3 separate regions of the Mus musculus genome follow, and regions 1 and 2 are each linked to region 3. A link is a contact called in ENCODE Hi-C or POLR2A ChIA-PET data. All regions are on one chromosome and are shown on one strand. The core of a region is the stretch at or near the end of the contact, and the rest is flanking DNA. Distances in the headings are between cores, read along the strand shown. Region 1 holds the start of Pdcd5 (programmed cell death 5). Region 2 holds the start of Faap24 (Fanconi anemia core complex associated protein 24). Region 3 holds the start of Lsm14a (LSM14A mRNA processing body assembly factor).

Region 1 (3,172 bases), core at 53-2,552, 1.3 Mb before region 3:
AGGCACACCTCCTAACTGTGCCACTCCCTAAGAGCCTCTGGGGGCCATTTTCTTTCAAACCACCACAGTCCCTAACACAGCAATTCCATCCATAGATACATATTTAAAATAACTGAAGGCAGGATTGCAGGCAGGCATTTGAACACATGCATTGATAGTGGCTTTACTCACACTAAGCAAAAAGTGAACAAGGTTAAACTGATGAATACATCTAATGTGCTTTGTACAGTAAATATGTTCAGCCAGGAAATAATGAAATGGGGGAGGGGAGAGCTTGTTTGGTTGGAGCCAAAGTCTCACTATGTAATGGCAAGCTGGTCTTCAATTCCAGATCCTCCTGCCTCAGACGCCCCTGGATTGGCCGACTTTAAAGGCACACACCCACCAAATCCAATCAAGAATGAAGTTCTGTCTCATGGTACAACATGGATAAAAAACTTGAAGGTGGTATATGATTGGTCAAATATGCCAGCCATAAATAAATAGTGCTTGAATAGGCAATTTTATACAGACAGAACATTGTTTTGTAATGGGAACCAGGGATAATAAATAATTTCTATTTAGTGAGTGGGTGCCAGTTTGTAATGATGAAAAATTTATAGAGAGTAGCCATTGCTCAACAGGGTGGATGTAGGTATATGGGCTAGAGGGATGGCTCAGTGGTTAAAAGTGTGTATTAGTCTTCCAGAGCACCAGAATTCGATTCTCAACCCAATATCAGGTGACTCACAGTTGCTTGGAACTCCAACTCCAGGGGTCCAATGTTTGTCTCCTCAGGCTCACTCATCCCTTACCTCCATATATATATATAATGAAAATGGTTAGATGTATTTGGAAAAATTAAAATACATATACCATAAGCAAGTCACAGGATTGGAGAATTGAGCAGTTTTTTTTTCCACCCACTCCATCCCTTACTGGGACCCTCACTCCAAAATCAGGGTGTGTGTGTGTGTGTGTGTGTGTGTGTGTGTATTGCCATAGTTCACACACACACTCACACACACAGCATCTTCTCAGCAAAGGCCCTTGGGGGTTGGGGTAAAGCAGACAGGGCGTCGACTAAGGAGTTTACACCTTGCAGAACTGCGCCATTGCCAGTCCTAGGAATCATTAGGGTGGGGCGTGTTAACGCGCAGTTCAGAGCCTGGGAACCCACAAGCGCCCTCTTAGAGGTTCTGCCCCTTTTCCCATCGCAGGATCGGTCCTCTGCAAGGCACCCTGGCCGAGGCCCGGCAGCCCCAACTCGGCACTCGACTTTTGATGCCTGAGCATCACTCGCGTCTGCGCAGTCGAAGGCGCCGGGCTCGAGTCTCCGGCCGAAGCGATTCCAACCGAGTGTACCGGAGGGCGGCTGCGGCTGCGCGACCCCCGACGGCCGCTGCGCCTGCGCGACGTGGGACAGCCGCGCCATGGCGGACGAAGAACTTGAGGCGCTGAGGAAGCAGAGGCTGGCCGAGTTGCAGGCCAAGCATGGAGTGAGTGAGCGAGCGGGCGGGCGGGCGAGGTGACGCCCTCGCCCCAGGCACAGGCTCTCGGCGTTTGCTCGTGGGACCCCGGCTTCCGCGTACCCCATGGCAACGTGTGTGTGCCCACGGGGATGGGGGTGTCCCCGGAGGTCACCGCCGCCTCCTCGGCTGCCGTAGGGTCCCGCGTGAGGCTTGTGCGGGTTGGGGTGTGCGCGCCTTCGAGTCACCCCCCACCCCACCCCCCAAGTCTCGGTTTTCGCTGCCGTCGAGCCTCAGGCGATCCTCGCCGGGATTGGGGTGTCCTCGGATTGGGGGGGGTCTTGCCGACCGGAAGCCCGCGCTGTGTAGAGGGGGATCCTCTGAGCTCTGGTGCGGAGGACGCCGCTCTGACAGCGCCTCCCCGGGCGGGAGTCGAACCGCGGACTCCAGAGATGGTGCTCAGCCCCTGCGGTGCCGGCTAGGAGGGAGTAGCGGGTTGTAAACTTGCCTTGGGACAAACGCTAGTGGTGGTGGGTGACCTCAGTGGCAAGCATTTGAGCCTTTGAGCCAGCATCTTTCGTGCCAAGCCAGGGTCTCTTTTTTCCAGTCTTCTCACTGGTTAAAAATAGGGCTCCATGATACCGGGGCCTTTTCAGGAATGTGTGCGTTCTCAAACATTCTTTTAGATTGTGACTTGAGACGCTTGGGAAATGTGGGGCTGGGAGTGGGGGTTAGCCTGGGCCACAGTGCTTACCTAGCATACACAACACCCTCTCTTCCCTGAGTTCCACCCTCAGCCCTTATTTAATAAAACGAACACAACATTGCAAATGGAAACTGACTTATTGATTTTTTTTTTTTTTTTTTTTTTTTTTTTTTGGTGAGGTCCAGTTTCCACCTCGGGAACCTATTATAGCAGAAAGAATATCGAATAAGCCCTTTATTTTTGTTTTCATTTATTTGGTATTTTACTTTATTTTGAATACGGTCTCTGTTTATAGCCCAGGCTGGCCGGTAACTTGAGATTCTTGTGTCTCCTAAGTGCTAACTATGGTGACAAATGTGCCTCACCCCACCTTTCCCTGACCCATGTGTTCTTCTCTCTTCTTTTGAAGTTCCACTCCATTAAAAGGTAAAAATTATTTTTTTTTCAGGATCCTGGTGATGCAGCCCAACAGGAAGCAAAGCAAAGGTAGGGCTGGAACTAGAACTTTCTGGAAGAGTGGTTTCATAGATTGAGCTTTTGGCTTTTATTTAGTAGTTGGAATTGGTCCGTGACTCTTAGTGAATCTCAGAACCTAGTGATTTTCTACTAAGCCTGCTTGAAGGTAATTCCCTTTTTAGTCTGATTCAGTAAATACCCACGGAGTTCCAGTAAGACCTCACTTTGAAGTTCTGCCTAAGCCCAACAGTAAATAACCTCATAGGGATTCTAGACCCAAGGCCTCCCCGTGAGCGGTCCGTGGACACTAACTTACTCTGCTGTTTTACCCCTGCGCGTGGCAGAGCACTTTCACTCAAGTTCAAGCATGCATTTGACGTGACTACTTCACACCCTGCTTTTGCCTCTCCCGTTGTTTGGGGTGTGTTCAGATCTGAGCACTAAGTCCCTTGCTCCCCACTCTCTTTGGCAACCTTCACGGTTAACCCGTTGGAAGTCCACATTCTCAAAGCAGGTTGTTTGGTTTTCCCTCTCTAATCAGGACTCCTCATCTAGGGTCTCT
Region 2 (3,208 bases), core at 112-2,611, 1.0 Mb before region 3:
GACCCTCGGTGCTGCTCATCTTGGGACTTACCTGGGCCTCTCTGGAGAAGGGTTGGGGCTCCGAGGAGGGGGTGTGCGTGGCACCGCTGGCTTCGGAGCGATGCTGGCTGCGGGGAGGAAGCCATGGATGATGTGGTTCTGCACAAATGAAACCCAAGGCAGGTCACCGGGAGAAGATCACCTTGCTCCTGGGCCACCATCACCTCCCAAACTGAGGTCACTCTAGGGATCCGGCCCCACAAGAGTCTTTACACACACACCTGCCGCTGTTCCCAATCCCCATTGGTGAGGCAAGGGCACTCACTGGGGCACACCATCATGGCTATCCGATTCATTCACACCTCCCTGCTCACGGCAGCTTTCCTGACCGATTTCAATTGTCAACTGAACTGGGCTAATCTATACCTACCGTGTAATGAAGCACACCTTTGGGTGTCTGTGGGAGGGCTTTTCCAGAGAGGATTAACTAAGTGAGCTGGGCTAATATACCCTAAATAGGAAAGGAATCAACTCATGGGGGAAGTTTTCTCCAAGACAGGAGTGAACTCCCGGCTAAGAGGAGAATCCTGACAGGGAGGCCAAGATTCCTGTCTGTGGCAGGCTCTGGACATGAAGGGTTCTTTGGAACATTTAGTCTGGGTTTCTGGAATTTAATGCTCCCTGATAGCGATCCCGCCTCGCTCCTATCTCAGTCTTTAAAACCTGCACATGAAGGCAGGAGAGATGGCTCAGTGGTTAAGAGCATGGTCTGCTCTTCCAGAGGTCCTGAGTTCAATTGCCAGCAACCACATGTTGTCTCACAACCATCTGTAATGGGATCTGACACCTTCTCTTGCTATGCAGGCATACATGCAGATAGATCACTCATATAAATAAATCTTTTTTTTTTTTAACCGCACTCGAAGGCCTGGAACTACTCACGAACTGGCTCCGGCGGTTCCTGCGGAAGCTGAGGAGCATCCTGGCTGAGAGCTGAGGGCTGCGGGTTGAGCCGCCAGGCGCTGGACTAGCTGGAAGGTAGACCCCGCAGCCTGCACAGCTCCCCACAGCCTAGCTCCCGCGGACCCCCGACTTTACAACAAGCATGTCTCACATTGGCTCTGTTTTGAGTCTCAGCCTATCAGAGTCAATTTTACTGCCACCCGTTGCTCTTGACAACCCAGCAAGGCGTCATTCAAATTCCAGCCAGAGAGGAAGCAAGCTGAGACTTCCGTTCGATTATTGGCTATAGTAGACGCCCATCTTTTACCTATCACCCAATAAAACGCTGGCCAGGGCGGTCAGAATTTTAAAGAGGGCTCCCGGGCTGTGGGAACCCGGAAGTGGCAGGGCCTCAGGTGAGGTCCACGGAGATTCTAGACCCCGGCGCAGTGAGCTTCCCTGCCTTTGTAGCCCTGGACAGGAACCGAATAGAAGGACAGGGACCGAATGGAAGAGCCACCGTAAGCGTCCTGTTAGGACACCAGAGCTAAGGGAGGTGCTTACAAAGAGGGACGGAGTCACTCAAACAGAAATCTCCCGGGTTTAGCTCGGGGTAGTGGCGCCCGGCTGTCATTTTAGCACTTGGGCTGCTGAGTTCAAGTCCAGCTGGAGTCAACTATCAGTACAGAGCCAAGCGTGATAAGAAGACCCAGTCTTATTTTGAAAATAAATAATCTCTTGAATTCAGACTTCGGTTGAAGTAGCTCAGTGCCTGAAAATCCACTCTACAGATCCTGTCAAAGAGGTCCCGACTTCGTGTAGAACTGTGTGCAACAGCGCCTGCTCTAGTGAGACCTTGCATTTTCCTCATTTAGACCAAAACCACGGATGGAAAGGAACCCGCCTGATGGGACCGGTCCGGTCCACGTGCCACTAGGACATATTGTGGCTAGTGAAAAATGGCGCGGGTCCCAACTGGCTCAGGAGATGCAAGGTCAGTGAGCTGTCTTCTGTCATACCCCTTTCTTCCCAGCACGTTAAAAGAGAGAGTGAGAGAAATGCTGGGTATGGTGATGTTCCTTTGCAATCCCAGCACTCCTGAGACTGAAGTAGGAGAATCATTGCGTTAGAGACCAGCCTGGGGCTACATAGCAAGTTCAAGGCCAGCTTGGGCTATGAGAACTTGTCTCAAAATAGTTACATAGACTAAAATGAAAGGGGACTGGAGAGAGAGCTCCGTGGTTACGAGGACTGGCTTATCTTACAGAGGATCGTGGTTTAATTCCTAGCACCCACATGGTGGCTCAAGGAGTCAGACTCCTCCCTCTTCTGGCCTTTGGGGGCACTAGGCTTGCACATGTGCACAGACATATGCGAGCAAAACCTACATATAAATCTTTGGGTTTTATTTTATTAAAAAGGAGGTTTAGGACAGGTGGTGGTGGGTCACACCTTTAATCCCAGCACTTGGGAGGCAGAGACCGAAGGATCTCTGAGTTCAAGGCCAGCCTCATCTACAGAGTGAGTTCTAGAACAACCAGGGCTACACAGAGAAACCCTGTCTCAAACCAACAAAAAGCGGGGTGGGGGCTAGAGATGGCTAGATCCCCATCTGTTTTCACTGAGCTGTTCATTACTGCCTGTAATTCCAATTCCAGAAGATTTGATGCCCTCTCATGGCTTCTCAGGGTACCTTCATGCACGAACACACACATACACACATATACACACATTTAAAAAAATGAATCTTCGCACAAAAAGTACATTTCAATTGTTGCTGCCTTGTTAACCTGAAATTTCTAAAAACGAATTTTCTTGTCTGTTTTTTAGGAAAAGTTAGACTCATTTTTGAGGAGGGCCTGGCATCAGCAGATTTTTACCTGTCTAGCAAATCTTGCATTCTCTATGTCACTGAAGCAGATTTGGTGGCCGGACATGGCTACAGAAAAAGACTCGCTCGCTTTAGAAATGTAAGTACCGAGGTGCTAAAATCTAGCATCCCCTCTCTTCAACCGTCCCAAGCGCTGAGTGATAGCTTTCTGAACTGTGTTACCAGAGCTGTGTTCTTCTCTTTTGAAGTCCTCACATCTTCAAGGGATCATAATAGTTGAGAAGACCCAGATGAGTGAACAGTATTTCCCAGCAGTCCAGAAGTTTACTGTGCTAGACCTTGGGATGGTGCTGCTTCCAGTGGCCAGCCAGTCGGAAGCATCCTGCCTCATTATCCACTTGGTAAGTACCAGACTTCTCCTTTATAATATCCCAGAAGTCCAGAAGATGCTCAATT
Region 3 (3,324 bases), core at 180-2,679:
TCCTGCTTTCCCGGAACACGCAGATAATCACCATGCATTGGCTCAGCGCACCAGACATCCTACTTGCTGCCTGTGTTCGGCTCTTATCCCAGTTGTTCACTCTTGCAGCAAATGTCTACCGAGCAGCTGTCCTGGGCCGGTTGCTACACTTGGCCCCAAGGATGATGCAAACAGTGTCTAAAACCAGAAACCCTTCCTCAAAATATTTGCATTCTAGCCAAGAAGGGAGACAAACACTTATGACTAAATAGACAAATGCGATGGGGGGTAGGGAGGGAGCAAGGCAAGAAGAGGGGTGTAAAGCGAGATCTACTGTAGTTTTGTAAATACATCACCTCTTAGGGCAGCTTTGAGCAGAGTATAATGAACTGTGGAAGCTGTGAGAAGAAGGGATGCTTGGAACAGTATGGAGCTGTGTAACAACAAATTAAATCATCCATGCCCTCATAAGCCAAACTAGGAAGTCTGGTTTTCACCTTGTGTAAAATGTAACCTGTGGAGCGCACTGAGTAGACGGATGTTATCTTGAGTTGAACAAAAGTCCAAAATCTCTTGCTACTTGAACATGATTCCCCCTGACTGCTGTGTTAAGAAAAACCTAGTAGGGGTAAGAGAAATAGAATTCTTCGGGAGCTACTGCCAACAACTCTGGCCAGGGTAACTGAGGCGTTATATAGAGCTGTACGGATGGAGACGGTCCAGCCTGAACAGACAAGATTTATAGTTAGGACAGGTGTGGAGGTGTAAGACAATCCAGGACTGGGGTCTTAGCTACTAAGCAAACGTTCCCGGTTCATAGTTACCTCCGAGAACAAGCTAGAGGGACGAGTTTGGAGTAAAACCGAAGAGTTACATCTCTGGATGCAAAGTTTTAAGATGCCAATTTGGTATCCGATCGGAGAGATGATCGTTATTAAGAAAGTGGAGCTGACATTAAGTGATCAAAGCGGCAGAGAAACACTTGGACTGGTGTTTCTTGCATAGTTAGTGACCGGGAACATCTTGAAAGCTAGGACACGGATCAAGCCGCATAAAAAGGGTTGGACTCAGTTTGGGGGACAGAGTCCCAGAGCCTCCCGGAGCGGCAGCCCTTGGAGTGTGAGACTCCTCAGGCGAAGATGGCTGCTCTGGCGTTTACAGTGAGAGTTCCGTGGCCCGCGGAGAGCGGCTCCGGAGCTGGGAGGCGACCGCTTACAAAGACTCTGGGCTCGTACCAAAGTGCAGCCCGCCTAGAAATGGCAGAGGCCGCAGTCAGCATCACCAGGCGGGATGGGCCCTCGTCTAGTCTTCCCGCGACATCTAGGTGCCGTGAAAACCTTCCACGTCGGGAGCGCAAGCCAAGCGCTCTGGGCCGCCGCGGAAAGAGCCCGGGACCGTCCGTGAGCTCGGCGAGTCTCGCGAGAAAGCACGCCGCCTCGCCCTCCCGGCATGCCCTGCGCCGCCGCCGCTGCTGCCGCCGCCGCCGCCGCCGCGCCGCGGTTTGAGGGCGGGAGGCTGGGGGAGGGTAAGCGGAGCCGGCGCGGCCGCCATGTTGGTTCTGAGGCGGCTGCTGTGAGGCGCCGACGGAGGGAGCGAGCGAGCGGGCGGGCGGGCGGAGCGGCGGGCGCAGCGCGGGATCTGACTGAGTGCGAGCGGCGGGCGACGGCGGCGGCGCCATGAGCGGGGGCACCCCTTACATCGGCAGCAAGATCAGCCTCATCTCCAAGGCGGAGATCCGCTACGAGGGCATCCTCTACACCATCGACACCGAGAACTCCACGGTAGCCCTCGCCAAAGGTACGGCGGGGCGGGCCTCGGGGTTTTGGGGGGCGCGGGTAGAGCGCCCCGCCGCCCTCGCGCTCTTCTCCCTCTGCGGTCCTCACGGGCCTCGCTCCCTCCCGGCCCCCAAGCGACAAGGGCCGGGCTGCGGCCTCCCCGGGCTCCCCGGGCTGCTTCCTTTCCCCCGAAGCTCCGCGCCTTCCATCCGGGGAACGAGTGCGCGGCGCCCGGGGCGGGGCGATGCTAAAGTCCCGGGAACCAGCCGGAGAACACACCCAGGTTCGCGGCTTCCAAGACCGAAATTCGGTCGTTCCTTCTTCGGAAGCGCCGAACAAAGCCGGAGGAGTCGAAGAATCTTGACGCCTACCTCGAGATGAATGCGGATGTGTTGATTCCTCGGGCACCCATTTTCTCAGCGTTCTTCGTCTGGGTCGGTGGCGACGGTTGTCGAGTGAACTCCTAAGGAGTGTGCTCCAAACTTTGGGTTTGCGCCGCAGACTTGTGATCTCGAAAGGCCGTTTCGTACCGTCCAGTCGATCGCATCCCGTTTGTCTCCTCTGTGATTGTTACCTGTTATGCCGGAATTCTTATGCAACCGAAGGGTGCGCGTTAAAATGCTTGCTTGCTGTCCCCATGGGCCAATTTTCTGGAACCCTGGTAGAAAGGAAAGTTTAAGTTTTGATGATCCGGGACTCTTGTACACACTTCAGAGCGAGTACTATCGGGGCGCTGACCGACTCCGCTGTACTTGGGGAGAGGAAGTTGTGTGGAAGGGGATCCCCCCCTACTTACCCCAACCCCATAGTCTGTACAGTCGATACAGTCAATTTGTGGGTTTTGTTTCCGTTCACGCGTGCTAGTGACAGGAAGGCACAAAGAAAATAAACTTGAGTTTCTGATCCTAGGGGAAGTCTTATAACAGTTTCTGATACCAGGGAGGTCTATTTTCCTACCACACCTAGTAGAATTGTTAAGAACTAAGTATGCTAGGAAAAAAGGTCCTAGGGATAGCAAGATTCTAAATCTAAAAGCATTTTTTATAGATGCTTCTTTTAACAGTTTCAGTTTCTTGAATTATACCTAATAGGGGGTAGGGGTGTGGCTTGATTGACAGCTCTTCTCTAGCAAGTGGGAGATCTGGGTTCCCTCCCCAGAACCACAAAAACAAAGCTTAAAAAAGGGACACTATAAAAGAGTAGGGTGATGTTTTCCACAGTTGCATTGTGATACTTACATAACTTTTGGCAATTTACTTAAAAAAAAAAATCCTTGAATCAAACACTGAAAAGTCAAGGAGTCTGCTTTTTAAAGAGCAGTATGAGGCTTGGTGCTGTGACACTCCCCTGTAGTCCCCGATATGCAAAATCAGGGCTGCTAAAGCAATACAGCTAGGTCATCTCAGTCGATGCTTAAATGCATAAAACCCGGTTGGCTCCCCAGTGAGAAAAACCGAGTGTGGGTGGTGCATGCCTGTGATTCCACCAGGGAGGTCGAAGCAGGAGGTCAGGCATTCAAGATCTGCCTGGTACACATGAAACCCTCTCAAAGAAGGCCAAAACTGAGACT

The links. Hi-C counts contacts between places; a loop is a spot of excess contacts on that map. ChIA-PET counts read pairs that join two places held with the same protein, here RNA polymerase II (POLR2A).
Region 1: a map of adrenal gland shows a loop between it and region 3 (5-fold over the local background). The contact joins the promoter of Pdcd5 here to the promoter of Lsm14a in region 3. A Hi-C loop is called at or near these places in 5 of 37 maps with a recorded cell type or tissue (T-helper 17 cell, adrenal gland, regulatory T cell and 1 more).
Region 2: a map of heart shows a loop between it and region 3 (2.9-fold over the local background). The contact joins the promoter of Faap24 here to the promoter of Lsm14a in region 3. A Hi-C loop is called at or near these places in 1 of 37 maps with a recorded cell type or tissue (heart). POLR2A ChIA-PET finds 5 or more read pairs at or near these places in 1 of 5 experiments (Patski).

The regions. Positions count from the first base shown.
Region 1 is chr7:35,645,612-35,648,783 of GRCm38, reverse strand. It overlaps Pdcd5 (programmed cell death 5), which reads left to right and starts at 1,302. Exons shown (of 6, transcript NM_019746.4): 1 at 1,302-1,478; 2 at 2,603-2,640. The coding sequence starts at 1,413.
Region 2 is chr7:35,394,920-35,398,127 of GRCm38, reverse strand. It overlaps Faap24 (Fanconi anemia core complex associated protein 24), which reads left to right and starts at 1,361. Exons shown (of 4, transcript NM_178643.5): 1 at 1,361-1,915; 2 at 2,752-2,891; 3 at 3,001-3,153. The coding sequence starts at 1,810. Cep89 (centrosomal protein 89) reads right to left here and starts at 1,065. Exons shown (of 19, transcript NM_028120.3): 1 at 922-1,065; 2 at 32-138. The coding sequence starts at 960.
Region 3 is chr7:34,387,810-34,391,133 of GRCm38, reverse strand. It overlaps Lsm14a (LSM14A mRNA processing body assembly factor), which reads left to right and starts at 1,429. Exons shown (of 11, transcript NM_025948.3): 1 at 1,429-1,776. The coding sequence starts at 1,656. It overlaps Gm12764 (predicted gene 12764), which reads right to left and starts at 2,521. Exons shown (of 2, transcript NR_169160.1): 1 at 2,126-2,521.